Regions from separate parts of the Mus musculus genome. Here region 2 is linked to region 1. A link is a loop called in an ENCODE intact Hi-C map of the cell type or tissue named here. Cell type or tissue: left cerebral cortex. All regions are shown on one strand. Each heading gives the region's core, and the rest is flanking DNA. Links, peaks and the distances in the headings are about the cores only.

The links. A loop is a pair of places that touch in the nucleus more often than their neighbours do. Peaks named below come from ENCODE experiments on the same cell type or tissue, not always from the same donor. Only the 100,000 strongest peaks of a DNase experiment are listed, where the experiment ranks them.
Region 2: a loop joins it to region 1, with 4 times the contacts of the local background. A loop is called at or near these places in 3 of 42 quality-filtered maps.

Annotation. Positions count from the first base shown.
Region 1 is chr3:69,721,504-69,732,551 of GRCm38, forward strand. Nmd3 (NMD3 ribosome export adaptor) reads left to right here and starts at 552. Exons shown (of 16, transcript NM_133787.2): 1 at 552-619; 2 at 906-963; 3 at 2,754-2,888; 4 at 4,858-4,954; 5 at 7,835-7,915; 6 at 8,902-9,030; 7 at 10,062-10,152. The coding sequence starts at 920. It also overlaps the pseudogene Gm52662. In left cerebral cortex, for the core only: a CTCF peak has its summit at 5,335; a DNase peak (open chromatin) is centred at 1,208; H3K4me3 peaks cover 1,311 bases; H3K27ac peaks cover 559 bases.
Region 2 is chr3:68,998,706-69,009,753 of GRCm38, forward strand. It overlaps Ift80 (intraflagellar transport 80), which reads right to left and starts at 5,865. Exons shown (of 20, transcript NM_026641.2): 1 at 5,727-5,865. It overlaps Smc4 (structural maintenance of chromosomes 4), which reads left to right and starts at 6,033. Exons shown (of 24, transcript NM_133786.4): 1 at 6,033-6,385; 2 at 7,371-7,508; 3 at 8,484-8,662; 4 at 9,224-9,415; 5 at 10,779-10,955. The coding sequence starts at 7,376. In left cerebral cortex, for the core only: CTCF peaks have their summits at 4,266 (motif pointing right), 5,474, 6,273, 7,369 and 2 weaker places; DNase peaks (open chromatin) are centred at 5,871, 6,204, 6,718, 6,776 and 1 more place; H3K4me3 peaks cover 2,978 bases; H3K27ac peaks cover 1,564 bases.

The sequences.
Region 1 (11,048 bases), core at 1,116-9,115:
AACTGTTTAGTAAACAGCGATTCGATACTCTTAAGTTGTCCATGGTGATATTTACAGTGGCCATGTTTCTTTAGAAAGATCCATGTATTTTATGTATTTGAGTGTTTGGCCCGCATGAATATATATGCACCAAGTTTGTGGTTGGTGGCCTCAGAGTTAAGAGGGCGGCAGATCCTCTCCAAATGGAACTCTAGACGTCAGTGAGCCCACCCTGTGAGTGCTGGGAATTGAACCCAGGTCCTTTGTAAGAACAACTGCTTTTAACTGCTGAGCCCTCTCCCCAGGAGCTGAGAAGTGCATTTTAAAGATACGGGGGCGGGTGGAACGGTGAGCCTATCACAGACACCAAACTGTTGTAATCACTGTCCCGAGCCTGCTCAGCTCGCCCGGTCTCCCGTATCCCCACCCACTCACTCCATAGGCCCCGCCCCTTGCTACACGTGTATTCTTTGACCCCGCCCACCCGTCCCCTTCTCCCGCACCCTTCAGCACGCGGGATTTCCGGTTCTCCTATCGCGAGATCTTCGTAGGTGTGTAGCGCGGCTGAGGTAGCCGGTAGTGCGTCCTGGCCGGCGGGTTGCCCGCTGTGGGTGTATTTCGCCCTGTCACGGAGCTGCTGGTAGGTTCTGGGTGGGAGACCCGGCTCCTGCGCCAACAGCGGCCAGACGAGGGAGCGAGCCGGGCCCTGTACCCGGGCTGCGAGCGGCCCGCACGGGCGCCGGGGCGTGGGTGTGGGGCCGAGGCCGGCCGCATGCGGAGCCGCGGCGCGGAGGAGGGCGGAAGGGCCGTGCTGGGCGGCGGCTCGCGACCCCCGGGCTTGTGTGCCGCACGCATGGCTGTCCCCGAACTCAGGAGACTCGACCTGATGGATCCAAGTCTCACCGGTCCTTCCCTCCCCTTGATAGGTCGCGCGCGAACCATGGAGTACATGGCAGAGTCCATTGAGCACAGCCCGGGACACATGTGAGTTGCGAGCCCGCCCTGATCGATCCCTTGGCGTCTGCAGATCGTAAAATACCGAGAAAACGGTTAACGCTAGCAGGAGAGGTCCTTTTCTCGGTGGGAGAAAACGGTTGGGTCTTGATCGCATAGGAAGTCTACCCCATTTTAAGTCCGGTGTAGAAAAAAATGAGTGCTTTGAGAAGACGTCCTCCTAGAGGGGCACGAGTGGACGTGTACGGTTGTCACCCGGCTCCTCTGTCGTGCTAGCCACATGGTATGCGGTGCTCACGTGCAGCTAGTGGCCACCACTGGAAGATTATCTTAGTTTTCTTTGGGCAGCCGTGGGCCACGGTGGCGGAGGTTCACAGACTTTTTCTGCTGTTTCGTTGAAATCTTACTTTCGATGGAGCCAGTCCTGTTAGATTGGCCCTGGAATTCACTCTGTAGCCACGGCTGACCTTGAGAGCCTTGTCCCTTCAGCCTTAGCCTCCCAAGTGCTGCGATTATGTCAGGCCTGCTTCACAAAATTTTTCTGCCTCCAGTACACTATAGAGTTATACTCCTGTAGCTTAGAGCATCGGTAGGCATAGGTGCTCTTCTTGTCCTGTATTTTTGTCTATTTCTCCTTTTAAAAATTACTTTGTAACATAAAATACAGGGTTTCATTATATTTTCATGTATATAGGAGGGTCCGCATATTTAACATTGTACAGCGTTCATATTTACCCTACCATTGATCTTCCTTAACCCTCCTACCCCCTCACAGGTCCCTTTCCTTTCCTTAATAATCTCCTTTCTGTTTTCATGGAATACGTACATTTTCCTTTACTGTTCATTGTGGGTCCCTGTAAAGGGGGCCTGTTCGCATCTACGCATTGTAGATGCTCAGAACAAAGGGGGCACCCACTAGCCGAGTCAGATGCAAGAGAAACGAGAAACGGATCTTACATATATTGTTTGTTTCTCTTTGTTGTTTATTTTTGCTTTTGAGACAGTCTTACCATGTTAAGTCCTGCTTACCAGGAACTCATAGAGAGATCTGTCTGCCTCTGCCTCTGCCTCGCAAGTGCTGGGTAAAGGTCTGCACCATCACACTTGGCTGTCTTTTGTTTATATTGTTGAATTTATGTGCACATTAGTGTTTGCTATTGTTGTTAGACTATTTGCATTGCTAATTTCTTTTTTTCTTAGTTTTCCAATTTTAAAGAAGAGATGAGGGACTAGGACATTTCTATCATTGCATGAAGTTCATTAGCATGACAAAGTCGCACAGTGCCCTCTTTAAGCATTTTCAGAATTATGGCCCTTTGATTTTTGCCGATGTTTCAGGATTCTTCTTCACTCTGTCTTTAAGATTGCCTTTTTCCCCTCTTCGAGACAGACTCTCATGAAGCTCTGGCTGGCGTGAGACTCACAGATCTGTGTGCCCTGCTTCCTGGTTGTTAAGACGAAAAAGATTTCCCCCCACACCCCACTTGTCTTTTAAAAACAAATCAACTTATTTTATTCGTGAGTGTATGTGTGTGTGCTAAGTGCATGTAAGAGGCCATGGACATCAGAAGAGTGGTAGACTCTCCTGGAACTAGAGTTACAGATGGTTGTGAGCTGCCTCTTGTGTGCTGAAAATTGACCCCAGTTTGCTATAAGAGCTGGAAGCACTTTGACCCATTAAGTGTCTCCTCCCCCACTTTAAACAGTAGAATCTTGAAGGCTTTGGCTTGGTAGGGGTTTTTTGTTTGTTTGTTTTGTTTTGTTTTTGACTAGTAAATGTATAAAATCTAATTGGAAAAAATCTGCTTTATTTTCTCAAGCTTGTGCTGTGAATGTGGTGTCCCAATTAGTCCAAATCCTGCCAATATTTGTGTGGCCTGTTTACGAAGTAAAGTTGACATCAGCCAAGGTGTTCCAAAGCAGGTCTCCATTTCTTTCTGCAAACAGTGTCAGAGGTACAGTACATTACTACTTGTTTAGCTTCCTTAAGTTGGTCTTCATACAGAGAGCCACTGTGTTATGCTGAGATTACTCTGAAGTATACGGAATGAAACGTGCTGTTGAGTGTTAATTTTTACCTAGTTGATGTTACCAAGGATATAATAATTTGCAGTTTTATGCTGTGCTTTCTACTGTCCTACTAATCTGGTAAGGATAGAAAAAATATTTGTATAAAAGTGAGATACTGAATCTGACAGTAGAAGACGCCTTCTGAGAGCTGATGCATTCTTTCTTCAGTTTCGTTCCTTTAGTTGTTGGCTACATCTGTTTACATCTATCCATATGTCTAGTGAGAGACTTAAACCTTGTCAGTGAATATAAAAATTATATGCCTGTGACTTCCCAGATAGGTTTAGCATTTGCTTTGTGTATGTGGAAATTGTCTGTGGACCTCTGTAAGAATTCAAAATGTATTTCCCCAAATCTCTGCACATATATAAATAAGCCCATGAATTTAGTGTACTATTTTAGGGAGTTTACAGTGTGTGAGCCTGGTAAGTATGAGGCTTTTGGTCTGTTATGAATATTTATTATTAAATACATGGTGAAGTTTTAAAAGTATTAGACAAAGAAGCAGGACCCCCAAAATATTAGAAGTTTCTATCAAACTAGTTTTCTGTCATGCTTAGATACAGTCTGAGTCTCAATTTTCTCATGAGAATGAAGGGTTTTTATTAGATGATAAATAGTATTTGAAACATCCTTTGAAAATACTTATAAACAAATGGTTTTTATTGAACCTTGAAACAGGAAAATTAAAGTGTTTAACCATTTAATACCATGGCAAGAAAGCATTACATAACTCAGGTGAAAGTATTTAGCAGACATTGTTAATAACCTCTGTGTACTGGACCTTGGAAGACTGGGTTAAAAAAATTCATAATTTACAGAAAGGATTTGTATTTTACTATAATGAGGTTTAATTAATTTTGTTTTTTCAAGATAAAATTTCTCTGTAGCCCTGACTATCCTGGCCCTTATCTTGCTCTATAGACCAGGTTGACCTGGAACTCAGTTTGTCTTTGCTTCCCGAGTGCTGGGATTAAAGGCGTGCACCACCGTGCTTGACTTACTGAGGCTTATTTTGAAAACTTGTCTTTTTCAGCTTAAAAATTGAAATGAAACTTGATGACTGAACTTTTGATATACATTTCTATGTGTACTAATTTTCCTGTTTTTGTATGAGAAAAATGTTTCGCAAACATTTTAGAAGAATAAAATAAATAATTTTAGAGTCATTTAAGATAATTCTTACCTGTTGGTCAGTGTTCCTTCAAAGAAATTTTGGAAATATTGCCGTGTTTACTGGAATTTAAAAAGAAAGTCATTTATGTGTAGCTGTGTGCACGTTTGGTGTCCCTAAAGGCCAGAGGCATTGAATCCCCCTGGAGCTAGAGTTCCAGGCATTTGTGAGCTGCCCAACAGTGAGTGCTAGGAACCCCACCTCAGTCCCCCTTAACTACCGAGCCATCTCTCCAGCCCTCCTTACTGGGATATTTTATTTATTTATTTTTAACACGTATGCATTTATTTGGTATGTGTGCGCACTAGGCCACACTATGCATATGGCGGTCACAGGACGATTCATAGGGTTGGTTCTCTCCTTTTACCATGTGATCTCAGGTTGTCAGTCCTGGTAGCAAGCCCTTTTACTCTCTGAGCCATCTTCAGAGCTCTCTTAACTCAGTGCTCTCTTAACTTCTATTTTTAATAATTGAAACGACAAAATACATAACATATCTCAGATTGGCTTTCTCCAAATATTAGAATATTAGTTTTGAACTAAAGACACTGGTCTCATGGGGTAAAGCTTTAGAGTAGAGTATTACTCCTGATTAATAATCAGTATCACTTCTTTCTACTAATGGAAATTCCTGTTTTTTCCTGAAAAGCGGCAAACTTTAGAATGTTATCTTCTTTCAGATATTTTCAGCCACCAGCATCATGGGTACAGTGTGCTTTAGAGTCCAGGGAACTTCTTGCTTTGTGTTTGAAAAAAATTAAAGCTCCTCTGAGTAAGGTAGGTCAGTAGTTAATATTGCTGTACTTTTTCACTGAAACACTCATTTTCAGAAAATCCTTTGCTGTGGGTTTTGCTTTATTATGGTGGCTGTTGTTTGTTTTTTTTCTCTTATGTTCTTTTCCTTTTGTTTTTTGAGGCTGGAAATTGAACCAAGTGTCTTTGCCATAAATTATCAGGGATTCTACCACTGAACCATTTTGCTAGTCCCACACAATATTTTAATACACAAACACACACACTCTCTTACTTTTTATATTGACCTTTGTTGAAAGGTAGTATTTTTATTTTATTAGAAAAATTTGTTGAGATTTAAAATTTTTATTTGTATGGATGCTTTGCATGTGTATGTGTCTGTATATTATGTATGTGCAGTACCTTTGGAAGTCAGAAGAGGGTGTTGGGTCCTCTGGAACTGGAGTTACAGATGGTTGTGATCTGATTTGTGGGTGCCCTAGAAGAACAGCAAGTGCTCTCACCCACTGAGTGAGCCTTCAATATTATTTTTTAGTTCTGAAATCTTTCAAGTTATTGATTCATCTTGCCCTTGGACTTTTTAATTGCCTGGAGTGAAGCAGTACAGTCAGGATGACTAGAAAGGGAAAAGAATGCTCCATTGATTGTTGTTGTTGTTATAAGTAGAGAGCATAGTAAAAGGATTTTAGGATTTCAAAATGTTAAGTGGGTACAGAAGAGACTGAAGAACCATATGGGAATTGGATTGTAGGAAATGAGAGGGAGACTCAGGTATCTGGAATTACGTTAAAGGACAAAGGACTTAATAAAGTTGACAATGGCTTCTCTAAGAACAAGTGTGCTGAGCCTGTTAAGGGAATGCTGAAGTGAATGTCAAGGTCTCTACATTCCTGCAGATGGAGGTTAGAGGCTTTAGGAGAGAAGGCAGACTTATTTAGTGCTCTGTACATTTGTACATTTCCACCTAACTCCTGCAGATACTTACTAACTGGAGGCAGGGAGGGGTACACTGGGGGGGTAGGGGAAAAAGGGTGGTTAGGAACTGCTTGCTATTCTGATTTAATTTCTTGACTACTGGACTTTGCTGTAGCTCACTCAGTCATACTAGTTGGGTTTTATTCTTGAGTACTGCATTTGCCTTGGCTAGTCTTGCTATCACTAGATAGTATCTGGTACAGTTATAATCTGCCTGTTCACACTTTTCAGTGTATTACTTAACAGATTTTTCTGTGTACCTTCAGACCAGTATCAAACTGTCTACTTAATGTATGTCATAGATGCCAGGAAGGGCTCTTTGTCCATTAAATCTGTTGTTTATTTATGTCAAAAAAATTGTAATATCTAGCTGTTTAAGCTTGCTACTTGGGTATTGTACTAGTGTGTGTTCTCGTCCTCTTTCTAATATATAAGTATTAAATTAATCCTATAGAATTATCTTTTAAGTAGCTCTTGCTTTGCTTATTTCTGGTTCCTCTTAGTTCGGGTTCCTACTTTGATTATTATAAAGCCTCCATTCTTTTTCTCTCTGTTTCTTTGTTTTAAAGTTTTCATTCTAGCCTTACTGCATTATGTTCAGTGTATCAAGAATAGCAAGCTGTTTTTAGCTCCTGATCTAGAAGTATTAAAATTATGTAGTCAGTATATGAACATTTCCCAAAATAATGTCCATCCCCCTACACACAGACACCCTGAAACTCATTCTGTAAATTTTTTTTAATGGTCATTGATGTTTTATCTGCGTGTATGTCTGTGTGAAAGTTTCAGATCCTCTGGAACTAGAGTTACAGACAGATGTGAGCTGCCATGTAGGTGTTGGGAATTGAACCCAGGTCCTCTGAAAGAACAGCCAGGGCTTGTAACCACTGAGCCATCCCTCCCCTAAATGTCCATTCTTTAAAGGAAAAAATAAAGAAGCCACAGAGTAATGTAGAAAGATATTAACTTGAGTGGAAGCTTATGTTTGTGAGGTTGCTTTTGGGTAATAAAGGCACCAATTCATTTTCTTACGAAAAAGTAAATTTCTGTCTGAAGAGGAATACTTTTTTTTTTTCTTTAAATAAATTTCCCCCCTCTGAAAGCTACTTTTAATTCTTGCTCAATATAATAGCACAGTCATTGGGTTGCCCTTTCATTTGCTGCCATTGTTGCCATGGTTTTATAGTGATGGATTGCAATGATGTTAATCACATGTTCCTTCAAAGATCTTATGAGTCTATTTAATTTTTTTCCTTTTTTTAAAAAATTCTTTCATAAAATACATCCTGACAGAAATTTCCCCACTTTCCACGCCTCCCAATTTTCTCTGCCACCTCCCCCTTTCCCCAGATGCACTCCTCCATTTCCTTTCAGAAAAGATCAGGCTTCCCATGGATGTCAGCCGAACATGGAATAGAGTAACAAGATACAGTAATACTAGGCACATATCTCCCTCAAGGCTGGGCAGAGTAACCCAGTAGGAGGAAAAGGGCCCCAAGAACAGACAAAACACTTCACACTCCTACTGTTAGAAGTCCCACAGAAACACCAAGCTATATAAGATATGTATAGGACCTAGTGCAGCCCCAGGTAGCCCCATGCAGCCTTCATGATTGCTGCTTCAGTCTGTGTGAGCCCCTGTGAGCTTGCTCAGTTGATTCTGTGGGCCATGTTCTCCTGGTGTCTTACCTCTGGCTCCTACAGTCCCCCACCCCTTTCCAGGGGTTCCCTGAGCTTCATGGGAAGGACCTGGTAGAGCTCCAATTTTAGTGTGCTCTCTGCCTAATGTTTGGCTGTGGGTCTCTACATCTATTCCTATTAGCTGCTGGTTTAAGCATCTCTGTTGAGAGTCTGCTTATTAATGAGATAGTCAGTCATCTTTCCACCTCTCTGGTGGGGACTTATATTTCTTTTTTTCCCCTATTGAAGGTTCGGCTTGTCGATGCAGGCTTTGTTTGGACTGAGCCCCATTCCAAGAGACTTAAAGTTAAATTGACAATTCAGAAAGAGGTAAGCTGCTCACTTTTTCTAAACATGGTTAAAGTACACGTAGTGAGAATGAGGGACTAGGGTTAAATTATTTTATGGACTAAATGGCTTAAAAGGAAGAATACAATCTAAGTCTTAGTCTTTTGTTATCTTTTGGTCTTCTGACATGATTAGGTGACTAGCTACAATTGCTCAGAATTGGTGTGTTCAATAGTCTCTTTAAATAAAGGTTTTGTTTTTGTTTAAGATAGGTTCTCACTAGGTAGTTAGTACTTGGTGGCCTAGAGCTTAGTAGACTAGGCTGGTTTGGAATTCAGAGATCTCCTGCTTTTACTTCTGAGTGCTGGAAAAAAGGTGTATGTACCACCATGCTTACCCATATGTTCTTCTGAAAGTGAATTCTTTGTGTGCCACATAGGCATATATGTATACACATATATCATATACATGTCTATACAACTGAAAAATGTTTTTAGATTTAGTTCTCAACTCAGTAAATAGTCAAGAGTGATTTGGAATTTTTGATCATCCTGCTTCTACTTCCCAAGTGTTGGAATTATAGGTGTGTGCCAGCATGCCTGGCTTTGTGTGGTGGTGAGAATCAAACTCAAGGCTTCAAGCACTAGGGACAAGCACTGTACAATCAAACCACATTCCTACCTCCACATTATTAAGAGAATATGTTCACAACCACATTTTCATGAGGTAAACTTAAAAAGATAATCTAATCTTTGGATTTCATGTGTCCCTTTCTTAAAACAGTGTAACCACTGAAGGACATGGCTCAGGGGTAGAGAGCTTGATCAGCATGCATAAGGTCCCATATTTAATCCTTGGTTGTGCACCCTCTTCCCCAAATGTAGTATACTTAGTTTTATAATTTTAACTTTGACTTATTGATGTCCTTAATGCATTCATAGAAAACATTTAAGTTACTAATTTTTAAAATTAGAATATTCACTATTGAACAACTAGGAGTGAAGGAGTGCAATTGCCTTCTTTTCCAGGTGATGAATGGTGCTATCCTGCAGCAAGTGTTTGTGGTGGATTATGTTGTTCAGTCCCAAATGTGTGGAGACTGCCATAGAGTGGAAGCTAAGGATTTCTGGAAGGCTGTGATCCAAGTCAGGCAAAAGGTATTGAAAAAAGATGATGAGTGAATCCTGAGTCTTGAATTTCATCACTGTCCATTTTCTTTTCTTTTTTTCTTTTTTTAAAATACATTTTATTCATTGATTGATTGATTTTTTTTTTTCTTTTTGGGTTATTTTCTTTATTTACATTTCAAATGTTATCCCCTTTCTCAGTTTCCACTGAAGAACCCCCCCCCATTTCATTCCCCCTTCCCCTGCTTCAATGAGGGTGCCCCTCCCACCCTGGCTGGGGCATGCAGCCTTCACAGGACCTCAACCCCATTGATGCCCAACAACACCATCCTCTGCTACATATGTGGCTGGAGCCATGGGTTCCTCCATGTGTACTTTTTGGTTGGTGGGTTAGTCCCTGGGGGCTCTGGGGGCTCTGGTTGGCTGATATTGTTGTTCTTCCTATGGGCTTGGAAACCCCTTCAGCTCCTTCAGTCCATTTTCTAACTCCTCCATTGGGGACCCCATGTTCAGTCCAATAGTTGGCTGCAAGCATCTGCCTCTGCATTTGTTAGACTCTGGCAGAACCTCTCAGGTGATAGTTATATCAGGCTCCTGTCAGCAAGCACTTATTGGCATCCACAATAGCCTCTGGGTTTAGTGACTGTATATGGGATGGATGGGGGAGGGGGACAGGGGAGGGCAGTCTCTGGATGGCCTTTCCTTCAGTCTCTGCTCCACACTTTGTCTCCATGTTTGCTCCTGTGATTATTTTGTTCCCCCTTGTAAGAAGGACTGAGGTATCCACTCTTTGGTCATCCTCCCTGAGCTTCATGTGGTCACTGTCCATTTTCAGTAGCTGATAACATGTTCTCATTTCCCTATGTCCTGTATGCATAACTGGAGTCTAGGTTCCTGGAACATTCAACTTTAGAAATACATTATTATTTTATGTTTTAGTTAATTTTTAAAGTTTTTTTTTTGTTTGAAAAATCAGAGCTCTATATCTGTAGATGGTGTATGTATTTATACTTTATTTCTAAATGCATTTTTTGGCATTTATTGATTCTATAATGCTTTAGACTCTACACAAGAAAACATTCTACTATCTGGAACAGTTGATTTTAAAATATGGAATGCATCAGAATACACTGCGTATCAAGGAGATTCATGGTGAGTTCAAATTTAAAAGAATTTGAAACAGTATCAAAATTTTCTTTCAATTATTCAAAGTTATCTTTCTCAGAAGTTGAGATGATTAAAAAATTCATACAAATGTATGTATAAGAAGAAAGCAACGTATGCCGGGCGTGGTGGTGCACGCCTTTAATCTCAGCACTCGGGAGGCAGAGGCAGGCGGATTTCTACACTTGATCTTAGCCAAAAGGCTGAGAAGCGATGGCAGGCGGATTTCTGAGTTCAAGGCCAGCCTGATCTACAGAGTGAGTTCCAGGACAGCCAGGGCTACACAGAGAAACCCTGTCTTGAAAAACCAAAAAAAAAGAAAAAAGAAAAAAGAAAGCAACATTAATTTTCTGACTGAAGTATAGCTAGCTACTCTAACTCAGGAATTGAATTTTCTTCTGCTAGCCGATATTGAACTCACATGACATTAGTGGCTATTCTGGATAGTGCACATCTAGAACTGTCCTGTGTCTTCTATACACCTTTCCTGCCTCCCTCCCCTGAGGTTATTCTATCCCACTTCACTTATTAAATATTTAGTTTATAATAGACATCATTCTTTGTGCTTGGAATATAATGATTATATTAATATTAATTCTTGCTCTCTGTTGCTTATCTTGCTACTTAAAGAATAAGCCAAGTAACTCCATTAATGTGTTGTAAAATACTACAAAAAAATCCATCAAAACCTTGTTTTGTATGGGAAAAATTTCTCTAATTAGAAGTACTGTTTCTTTGGCCTTTCTAAATTTTGGACAAGATAAAAGCGAATTGTACCTCTTGATCAGTAATGAGAGCTAACAGTTTTCTTATCATCTTAATTTTGTTTCTAATGTGAGTCATCTGCTGTTAGTTATCCTTAGCTCTCATATCTAATTTGCTTA
Region 2 (11,048 bases), core at 1,145-9,144, 720 kb before region 1:
ATACCTCCTCCAGCAAGGCTGTACCACCTGTACTTCTCCAAACACCACCACCAACCACCAACTGGTGACCAAGTGTTCAAATGCCCAAGACTATGGAGAACATGCCTCATTTCAAACCAACACACATGGCAAGTCTGTCTGTCTGTTTCTCTCTCTCTCTCTCTCTCTCTCTCTCTCTCTCTCTCTCTCATACACACACACACACACACACACACACACACACACATCAAATACCAAAGTTGATAACTCTATTTGGAGTTCTTTTATGGCTCTTCAATAAAAAATAAGAAAGGCAGATTTTTTTTTAATTATTCAGTTAAGTTCCATTAGAGCTGCTAGCAAACTAAATTTAAGGTCCACTGTATAGCTGAGAAGAAAAATAGGGGCAGGCTCACTATTTCCTAGAAAAGACGAAGACATTTTACCATCAAAGGCAACAGGCTTATGCATGATAGTACAGTTCAATTAGTAAGGACCTCCAACCCTCGCCTCAGCGTAATTCCTCTATGTGCTTGCTAAAATAAGCTTAATAATATGTGCTAGTTCTCTCTGCTTTGGGGTCTCGATGTGAGCTCTGAGCTTCCTGTTCCTGCTAACCAAACCTACTGCCCGCTGCCATGCTGGCCTCTAACCCTCTAGGGTCTAGGGCTGTCAGCCAAAATAAACTCTCTGTAAGTTACACTGATCATTGTAGTATGTCTATTTCTTTACAATTCTACCCATGAGTAATATCTACACTCCAATATTACCTTTTTATTTTGAGACAGGGTCTCATGTAGCCCAGGCTGACCCCAACATGGCGATATAGCTGAAGATAACCTTGAACTTCTGATTCTCTTGCCTGAAGCTCACATGTACTATGTTAACTATGTACCATTAAGCCCAGTTTTCAATATTCTCTGTAAAGGTTTTTTAGATGGGGTGGTTCACCAGTTAAGAGCACTTGCTGTTCTTACAGAGGCTTGGTTCCCTGTATCCACACGTCAGCGCCCAACCATCTATAACTCCAGTCCTAGGGGGAGTGACCCCTTTTTTGGGCTCCTCGGGCACTGCATGCACATGAAATACGAATGTAGATGCAATCAAAACACCCATAACACATTTTAAAATAATCTCTTTTTAAAATTCTATTTTATTATTGCTGTCATTAGAAGTAATAGGACAACTTTTAGAAGTCAGTTCCTGGGATAAAATTTGTGTCATTTGGCTTGCACTGAAATAATTTTTACCTAAAAGCTAACTCTCTGATCTCATTATTATTATTATTATTATTATTATTATTATTATTGTAATTAATTAGTAAATTGTACAGCGGCACAACTTGCAGAAGCTGACTGCGTCCCTCCTTCCACCATGTAGTTCCTCTACTGGATGGGCCATCTTGCCAGCCCCCATATCATTTTTAACGGATTTTACAACTTTTTGCCATGGTGTTCCATTAATTCTAGCAAGACACTAATTCACTAATCTAAAAATATATATATTAGATAGTAGGTGACGTTGTGTGGATGGCTCAGTGGTAAAGGGACTGACTGTCGTGCAAGCATGAGGACTTGTGTTCAGATCCCTAGCACCCATGAAAAATCCCACGTATGCTTGTAACACTAGCACAAGGGAGAGAGATGCAGAAACCCAGAACTGCCAGGAGGTCCCACCAATTGTTTCTGAGTTCAATGAGAAACCCTGTCTCAAAAACTAACACAGTGAGGCTGGAGAGATGGCTCAGAGGTTGAGAGCACTGACTACTCTTCTAGAGGTCCTGAGTTCAATTTCCACCAAATAGTGGCTCACAACCATCTATAATGAACTCTGGCACCCTCTTCCAGCACGCAGGCACATATGGAACAGCATGTACATAATAAATAAATAAGTCTTTAAGAAGGGAAAAACTCAACATAGCAAATGACAGAAGATGCCTATTATCTACCTCCAGCTTCAACAACAGGCATCAGCACCTGCACACACACGTACACACACACACACACACACACACACACACATACAAGCATGTACACACCCCAACCACCCAGATACCAGTGATCTTTAATTCAACCAAAACTGAAGAATCATATTGCACCAACGAAATACAATGCTACATTAATTATTTTTCAAATGGGCTATCTATTGATATAGAAAGATAACTATAATATTCAAAAGAAAAGCAAGATGTATAGCAATATTATAAAACTTAGGGTCAGCAAGATGGCTCATCAGGTAAATGAACCTGTCACACAAGCATGATGACCGGAGTTCAATCCCCAGAACCCACCTAAAGGCTCTGGAAGAAGGGAATGGGCTCCACGAAGTTGTTCTCTGATCTCCACATGTGTGCCTTAGCATGCCTATACACATACCGTGTACACATACTACAAAACTTTTGTAAAATACAATTCAATCCCTGTGTGCAAATGAAAAAGATGTTATAGATTTAAGCTGGCGGGTACTAAAACACTTCTCTGGGAAGATATATAAGAAGATATATAAGTGATGGATAACAGGAAGAACTCAACGAGAAGTGATAATTATTTCCTCACCTTTTTTGGGTACAAAGCAGGCGCTTGCAACTGCACTATGCCCTCCCCCAATACTGTTTGACATTTTTAATCACACTCAGTAATATAATAAACCAGACTGGCCTTGAACTCACAGAGATGCACCTGCTTCTGCCCCCCAGGTGCTAGAAGGCCTGGACCAACACACACAGATTTGTTTTGTTTCTCTGAGACAGAAGCTTAATAGTCCAGACTAACCTTAAACTAGCTGTGAAAAATAATCATGAATTTATTCTACTCCTGCCTTGTCCACCTGAGTGCTGGCAATACAGGAGTATACTGTCCATGATAGGTTTTATGCAGAGCTGAGAATCAAATCCAGGGCCTCTTTAAGCACTTTACCAACCAAGCCTACATCCCTAATCCCTAAATGCCTATTTCATCATGTTCACATTCCGACTTACGTCTACTCTATAGCTCTCGGTTATATCTCTTCTTCATTACGCAACTTAGTTTATAGCTGTTATAAAAATGTCTGTGCTGCCAGGCATGATGATGCTTGCCTCGAAGTCCAGATAAATAGAAATTCAAAGCTAGCCTTGGCTACATAGGAAATTCAAGGCTAGTCTGAGCTATAATGAGACCCTGTTTCAAGGAAGAGAGGGAAGGAGAGAGGGAGGGAGATGTTTGTTCTGACAGGGCATGGTTAAGTTCATTTAAATTTGAGGCTGTCGTTAAGTGATTTACTGAAGACCACTCCTTTCCACGTTAGTTAAGACTTTCCATACTGATACCAGCATCCGACTCAGTGGCCAGCACTACTGCTTGTTTTACCTGTTGCCTTTTCACTAACTCAGAGATCCATAAAGAACGGCACTTGACTGTCTTTAAGGGTTTATACTCTTAACCACCAAAACCTGTAACAGCAGTAGTCTGTCCAAAAGAACCGTGAATCTTTCCTTTCTCTTGCCTAGGCACTCTTCCCTACTCAGGAAAGAGTGTTTAATATCGATCTATCTAAACCTATGACTGATTTCTTTTCCCTGTAACAACATAACCCATTTCAGTTGTTAAGAAGTCTTCCTTTTTTTTTTTTTAAAAAACACTCTCACTCTATAGCACTGGCTCCAACTCAACACATAGCCCAGGTATTCTAAATGCATGGCAAACTTCCTGCCTCATCTCCCAAGCTACACCCAGCCTGTAGCTATATTCTTAATTTGCCTTTCAAGATCCTTCCTAAATTACTCTTCCTCAAATGCCATCACATAGTAATATCAAATACTTATGTATACTAGATGAACAAACACTGCTCTGAGATAGACATTATCTGTTGATTTTTAACATTCCCAGAGACACTTGATGAGTAAACTGCCCAATTCTACATCCAAAGAAATAATAGGATTTAGGGTTGTTTTCTAACTTTTAATGTGTATACTGCATGCACGTATGTGTGTGCCGAGCACCACCATTGTGCAGAAAAGGGCGTCAGGTCCCCTGGACTGGAGTTACAGGCAGGTATAAACTCTCAGTATAGGTGCTGGGGACCAAATCCAGGTCTGCGAGAGCAGCAGTGGTCCTCACTGCTGAGCCGTCTCTCCAGCCTTCCTGCTTCCTACTTATAGCTTTCTAGTAAGTTCTGCTCTGACTAGCATATACACCTTCCCATATGGTCTATTCTACCTTTTTCTTACATTTACTTTACATGTATGAGTGTCTTCTCTGCATGATGTGGTTCACATGCATGTCTCTCTCCAGGCCAGAAGAGGGCACCGAATCCCTGGAACTGGAGTTACAGACGGTTCTGAGAGCCATGTTGGTGCTAGGAACAGAACCTGGGTCCTCTGCAAGAGCAGTAAGTGCTTCTAACACCACACATCTCCCCTGGCCCAGTCTACTTCTTTCATAGCAGGTATCTCTTCCGCTCAGCTTTGTTGTATTTTAGAACCTCTGAAAATACAAAATACTCCAGAAGCCCCTAAAAAGAATCCCTTTATCCTCTTGGTACTCCTACTAGTCCTCCATACCCCCCCCAAAAAATATTCATTGAGCTTCATGGTGACATTTATTTTATGAAGACAATTTATTTTCAACTAGAAATATAAAGGTACATTATTATATTAGCAAACGTTTATTCAAACCACACCAATCTCCAAACTCCTCCAGACTCCCACACTTGTAGTCCTCTCCAGCACTTCCTGAGAATCACTGAATCTAAGTGTTAGGCATCTCAAAGCCATAATATATTTTAGAACAATGTAAATTCATTCATTAAAGGTTGGTGGGCTGGAGAGATGGCTCAGTAGTGGTTAAGAGCACTGACTGCTCTTCTCTGAAGGTCCTGAGTTCAAATCCCAGCAACCACATGGTAGCTCACAACCATCTGTAATGAGATCTGACACCCTTTTCTGGTGCACCTGAAGACAGCTATAGTATACTTAGATTATAATAATAAATAAATCTTTTTTTTTAAAAAAAAAAGGTTTATTGGTGCTCTAAAATGCCAAACCCTAAATAGGTTGAGGAAAAAAAAAGAGAAAGGCTAACAGCTCTCAATTTAAAAGTTGCTGTATAAATACTTACTGGGGGCAGCGAAATTAATCAGCGGTTCTTTAACATTGGGGAGGATGAGTGATACAGACCGTTTTTCAAAATTATAGGGTCACTAAACATTCAGGAAAACAATGCCAAAACACACAAAACTTGGTATACAATTTTCGGAGAGTCAGAAACTCTGTCCCAACCATCATTATCCTCAAACTCAGGTTAAAAGCCCATTAAGGAAACTAAACCGCTCGGGATTAGGAATTGCCGCATCCATTTAACAACCCTTGCTATTCCTTTCACTGTGTAACAAAGACAAATGCTACTTATGAACTAATTCCCCCATAACGGTAACTAGTTATCACCAGCGAATCCTTTCTCCCACTAGGAGCCCTGCTGGCCAAATGGTTATTTAAACTCAACACCTTTCAGTAGTGTCACTTACACAAAATAGTTCAAAAATCATTGTTATTCATAAATGGACTACAAGGTTAACTCAATAATCCCGGTTTCCTCGCTTTACCTGTAAACTCCACATCCCAAGATCAACACCCTGGTGGCTGGAAGAAGATGGAAAATAACTGATGCTCCCGCAAAGCTCATCCCATCTAACCAAGAGAAGCTAGGTCTTAATGACCGCTACCGCTTCCAAGCCCTTTCTTCAAAGGCTCTGGAGATGAAGAAATTTACCTCAAGTTCCAGGAAAGCGGTGGCGACTGCTCTCAGAGCTCGAACTAGTTACCAAATAGCCTCCCGACCTTTCCGTCACCATAGTGATTTCTAAGCGCTGCGAGCGTTTCCCCCTGCCATGTTCCCGCGATACTTGCTAGGTGCCAGTCACCCGAGCGGGCTCTTGACCCCGCCCCTAACCGAGCCCGCCCTCTCCCTGGAAGGTGTTATTGGGCAACTTGGACCCGCCTACAATTGTAGGCGGGACCCTGCTTGTTTTGTTTTGTTTTTTTTCCTTCTTTTTCAAATTCCTCCAGTTTTTCAAATGCTGTCGTTCTAGAAGTGCGAAACTCTCATTTCTGTTAAAGTCCACAGAAAGGACGTAGCCCTGCTTGCTCTCCCTTCCCAGTCGTAACTTGGCCCTCGGCGCCACGGTCCCTGGGGTAGAGCCCGCGCATGCGCCCGAACGGCCCGAAGATGGCGGTGGGACTCGCCGCACTTTTTTTCAAATTCGCGGGTCCCAGAAACCCTTGCGCGCGTTTGTAACGAATTTCCGTTCGAGTTTGGATTTTAGGCGCCATTTTCGAGTGAAGGACCCGGAGCCGAGACACCGGGAGGAGCGAGGCGGGGGGTCGGCCGTGCCACCATTTCAGCCCGGCTCGGAGTGGACCCGCCGACAGGTGAAGTCCTTCTCTTCTAGATCAGGTTGTCACACTTTCTCCTCCCTGCCCCGCGGGCGCCCGCAACCCCAAGGCCTGGAGCTGGAGCGGCGGAGGCGGCTCGGCGAGCTCCCGTGCCTGTCACCCCTCCCCCTCGGCGGCCGGGCGGCGGCTCCGGCGCCTCTTCCTGGGGGAGGCAGCGAGCCTGGCTCGGCCAGAGCGTCCCCTCCCCCAGGCCGATCCGTCCTGTCTCCTAAGGGGACTGCAGCCCCACTCAGAGCCTCTCCTGGGCACTTGGCATGGCTTACACTGTCGTCCATCGGGACTCCGCCCCGGACCCGGGAGGGTTAGACCCCCTACTATCCCGGAAAGTGACCCAACCCAAGCAGACGCTGCCAGAGTCCAGTTCAGCAGTGTGTGGCGGGTGACTCCGGCTTCGGCCATCCTCTCCGCTGGGGCGATGAGGAAAAGAGACCTGGACTTCTCCGAGGGCCGTCCGGGCGTCAGGACCTAAATGGCGGGGAGAAGGGAGGGGGTTGACAAGTCGCCCGGGCAGGCAGGCGCTGCTGCTCTGGAGAGTAGCCACGCAGCCCCGAAGCTGGACGAACTTGTCTCTCTCTCTCTCTCCCACTCTGTACCTCTCTCCCTCCCTCCCCGATTCCGAGCACATTCACTCCCCAGCCCCGACGGGAGGAGACTTGTCAGCAGACGTCCTTCTCTTATGAGATGGTTCCACAGGGGCGGGGGTGGCCTGAGCGAATTCCTCCGTCCTGGGCGCGATGGCAGGCGCGGCTATGTTTCCCCACGTAGCTGGGGCGTGGGAAAACCCGTCCCGCCCGGTTGCCACTGCTGGGTTCCTAGTAGCCACTTTCCTAGGGACCCGCTACTGGCTAGCGGCGTTGGGGAACGCGGTGGCGGGGTGGGTCCTGGGCGGAGCCCGTCCTGCTGCTGCGGGGCCTGAGCGGCGAGCTGCGGGCCGACCTGACTCGGGACTCTTCTGCCGCAGCCACCATGCGGCGTAAGGGCACCAAGCCCTCCACTGCCTGCCACCAGGAGGAAGGGCCGCCGCCCTCCCAGGACGGTGCCCACAGCGACGAAGAGATGGAGCAACCGGCCGGCGAAGCGGAGAGCGCTGCACCCGCAAGTGAGTGACAGGTCGGGATCCCCGTGCGTCGGAAGCCTGTGGAGACCCTCTGAGGGTGGCGGGGCGCAGGCGACGACAGGTTGATTTGGGAAGCTCCGGAAAGCCGTTCTTTGGTTTTCAGAGGAATTCCATGCAGTTTGCTCTAACGGTTCTGGAAGATATGAGAGTGAGCGGAAAACTTGCGTTGTGAGTTTCTGTGTTTTAGAGTAGTACTGACCTCTTTCTCATATTTCCGCTGAAAGCGGCATGGGTGCTGAGCGCCTCTGCGCCCTTAGACTGGAGTGAATGTGATGTGGAGTTGCGTGACTCGCCCTTTACTGTTGGATTGTCTTTTGGGGCGCAATACTAATTTTTACTTTATAAAGTGTGTCAGTGTTGGGTGACGCGGGCATATGTACATGAGTGCAGGTGCCCCTGGAGGGCATGAACCTCGAGCATCCCATTGTGGGTGCTGAAAACCAAACTTGGGTTCTACACAAGAAAAAAATTGCTGGGCCCCCTAGATTGCCTTTAAAGAGAAGGTATAATTGAGAGCGTAGAGCAGGCGGAGGGTAGAAATTAAGAGCTACTGTGAAATTCCTGTCACCATGTTACTGAAGTTTGTGAGTTTCTTAAGCTGAGCCATGTGGAGAGTTGGATTTTCGATTGTTAGGGTTGCATCTCCTGCATCAGGGAATCCGTTTGTTGCAAGGTTTTCTTTATGGTATATTGAGTATTTTGACTCCTCTAAGTACAATGTGTATACCACACATTTTGTGACTGGTCTGATTGCTTTCACGAATTTTATTTTACATAAAACTAATCTGAAGGATTATCCATCCCCATGAGTTTAGGATATGTTTGTATGGAAGATAAATTCCTAGGTTTCTTTAAGTAACATCCCTCCATTGTGTTCTTTAAATACTAGCAGATGATAGACGTTCAACTAATTACACTAATGTAGGCTTTCCCCTCTTTGCCTCTCCCTTAACCTAGAGCCTCCAGGTGAGGAGCTGGATAACAGAAGTTTAGAGGAGATTTTGAATAGTATCCCTCCACCCCCACCTCCAGCCATGGCCAGTGAAGCTGGAGCTCCTCGTCTCATGATAACTCATATTGTAAACCAAAACTTCAAGTCCTATGCTGGAGAGAAAGTTCTGGGACCTTTCCATAAGGTACTGCCTGCTCAGATAACGTGGAATACATCTTTAATTACAAGATATTTCAGTGTTCTAACGGTCCTGACTCTTTACACACATATGCTCATAGACGCACAGACAGTATGTTGCCTGTGACTTCAACAACAGGAATGAGTTTTTCTTTATCTGATGTCTTTGGTATATCTTTAGCAATATTTGCATATTGAATGGAATCTGTTTTTGTTAGAAGGGAATGTTTTCCCCGTTGACTGTGCTAATGAGTTTTGTAAAATGTCGGGATTAGAATTTGAAGGTGGTTTTTATTTAAATGGTGAAGCTTGTGCTATTGAAGAACATGATGTAAGAAAACTCAGATTGTGTTTTCCTTCAGTTCCCTGGCCCACTCCATTCCTAGGGTGCTTTCCTTTTCTTAATAAACTGCTTTTATTTCTAAAGAGAAAGAAAGAAAAAGTGTTTATCTTCTAATGAAAACTTTTAATGATACCTTTGATTTTTATTACAAATTAAATTATGGAGTAGTTTAAAATTAGTATTAAGTGTGACTATTTAAATTTTTAAAAATTTACTTTTATGCAGCGCTTTTCCTGTATTATTGGACCAAATGGCAGTGGAAAATCCAATGTTATTGATTCCATGCTTTTTGTGTTTGGCTATCGAGCACAAAAAATAAGGTCTAAAAAGCTATCGGTACTGATACATAATTCTGATGAACACAAGGATATTCAGAGTTGTACTGTAGAAGTTCATTTTCAAAAGATAATTGATAAGGTAAGATTTTCTACTTGCACCTTCAAGCAAGAAAAGGAAACATGCCACATTTTGTTATTGTAGATCTGAATTGTTCTTTATTTTACTTTGTGTATAATTAGAGCAATAAGAAATGGATTTTGCTTCTGTGAACATATTTACTTCAGCTTTTTGGAAGAATACAGTGATGTAGGGGCCCTAAGTGCTAATTCAGCATTCACTCACTATAAATATGGGCTTCATTTGAAAAGTTGTACATTTTTTTGCTTTAGGATAAACATTTTAATTTTTAAAATGCAATAATTGACTCTAAAATGTAATAATTAGTAGCTATGTGAGAGAGAGAGAGAGAGAGATGAAATTTTCTAAGGTTTGAACTACCGTGATGAAGTATGTTTTGAAATGGTAGGGGACAGGCATCTGTTTAATAGCTTAGAAAAATTCATGGTTCAAAAAGCAACGGAAAAGAACCTTAAAAAATAAGTGCCCATAGTAAAGTAACAGATAATTGGATGCTGGTGGGGATGTTTTACATATAAAGAAATTTAACTACACAGAAGCATCTATCAGAATTTTGCTTCTGAATTCATTCTGTTGCACATTTGAGTTAGAGAATTAGATTGCCAATAAGTCATGATAGTCTAGTACCTGTTGTTTAATTAATCCAAAATTAAATATGACACGGAGCCTTTTAAGAATAAATGAACTTTAATGCTAAGATGGACTTATAACTTGATTTCCTTTATTATGTATATGATTGCAAATTTTTATGATGGTTTACTTCTAATTAATGATAGGAAATGCTGTTTAGGAAAGGGAATCCTGTCTCCCTACACACACAAACACACACACACACACACACAATCATACACAATCTTTACTCGCAGACCCTACCACTACCAGAAAAGTATTTCCCCTAAATATTTTCCTTAAATTGTTTCTTCTTGAAGCTTTTTAACAGTCACCAAGGTTATCTGAGTGGAGTGGGTTGTTGTAGATATGCTGAGGTCTTGTTCGCCTTCCTTGGCTCTCATTCAGATATATTTTGAATAGGCTGAAATTTGTGTTTGCTTGGTTTAAACTTTTAGAGATTTTTGAGAAATAAACCAAACAACTTGGAGAAGTATCTAGTCCTTTGTAAAGCAATTTATTTTTTATCTCACTTTAAAATGGTTGTCAGCCTATGGCCATACATAATTCAGGGGAAATAAAACAAGCAATAGGTGAAAAGGATTAAAATTCGTTATATACATCTGAATCTGTTAAAGAATACAAGAAAAATATTTAATCTGTTGAATTAGTATCAGTATAAAGTAAATGAAATCTGGATTAAACCTGTGATTTAATACCAACAGTTTTCGGGTTCTGTTTTTCCTAAAAACAGGAAGGAGATGATTACGAAGTCCTTCCTAACAGCAACTTCTATGTATCCAGAACCGCCTACAGAGATAGCACTTCTGTCTACCACATAAGTGGGAAGAAGAAGACGTTTAAAGATGTTGGAAATCTCCTTAGAAGCCATGGCATTGACTTAGACCATAATCGATTTTTAATCTTGCAGGTACGTTTAAAAATTCTTCCAAGGTTCTTGGTTTTTGATTTTTGGCTTGTACTAAAGCTTGAAAGAGTGTTCTTCTGTTTGCTGAGTCCTGTC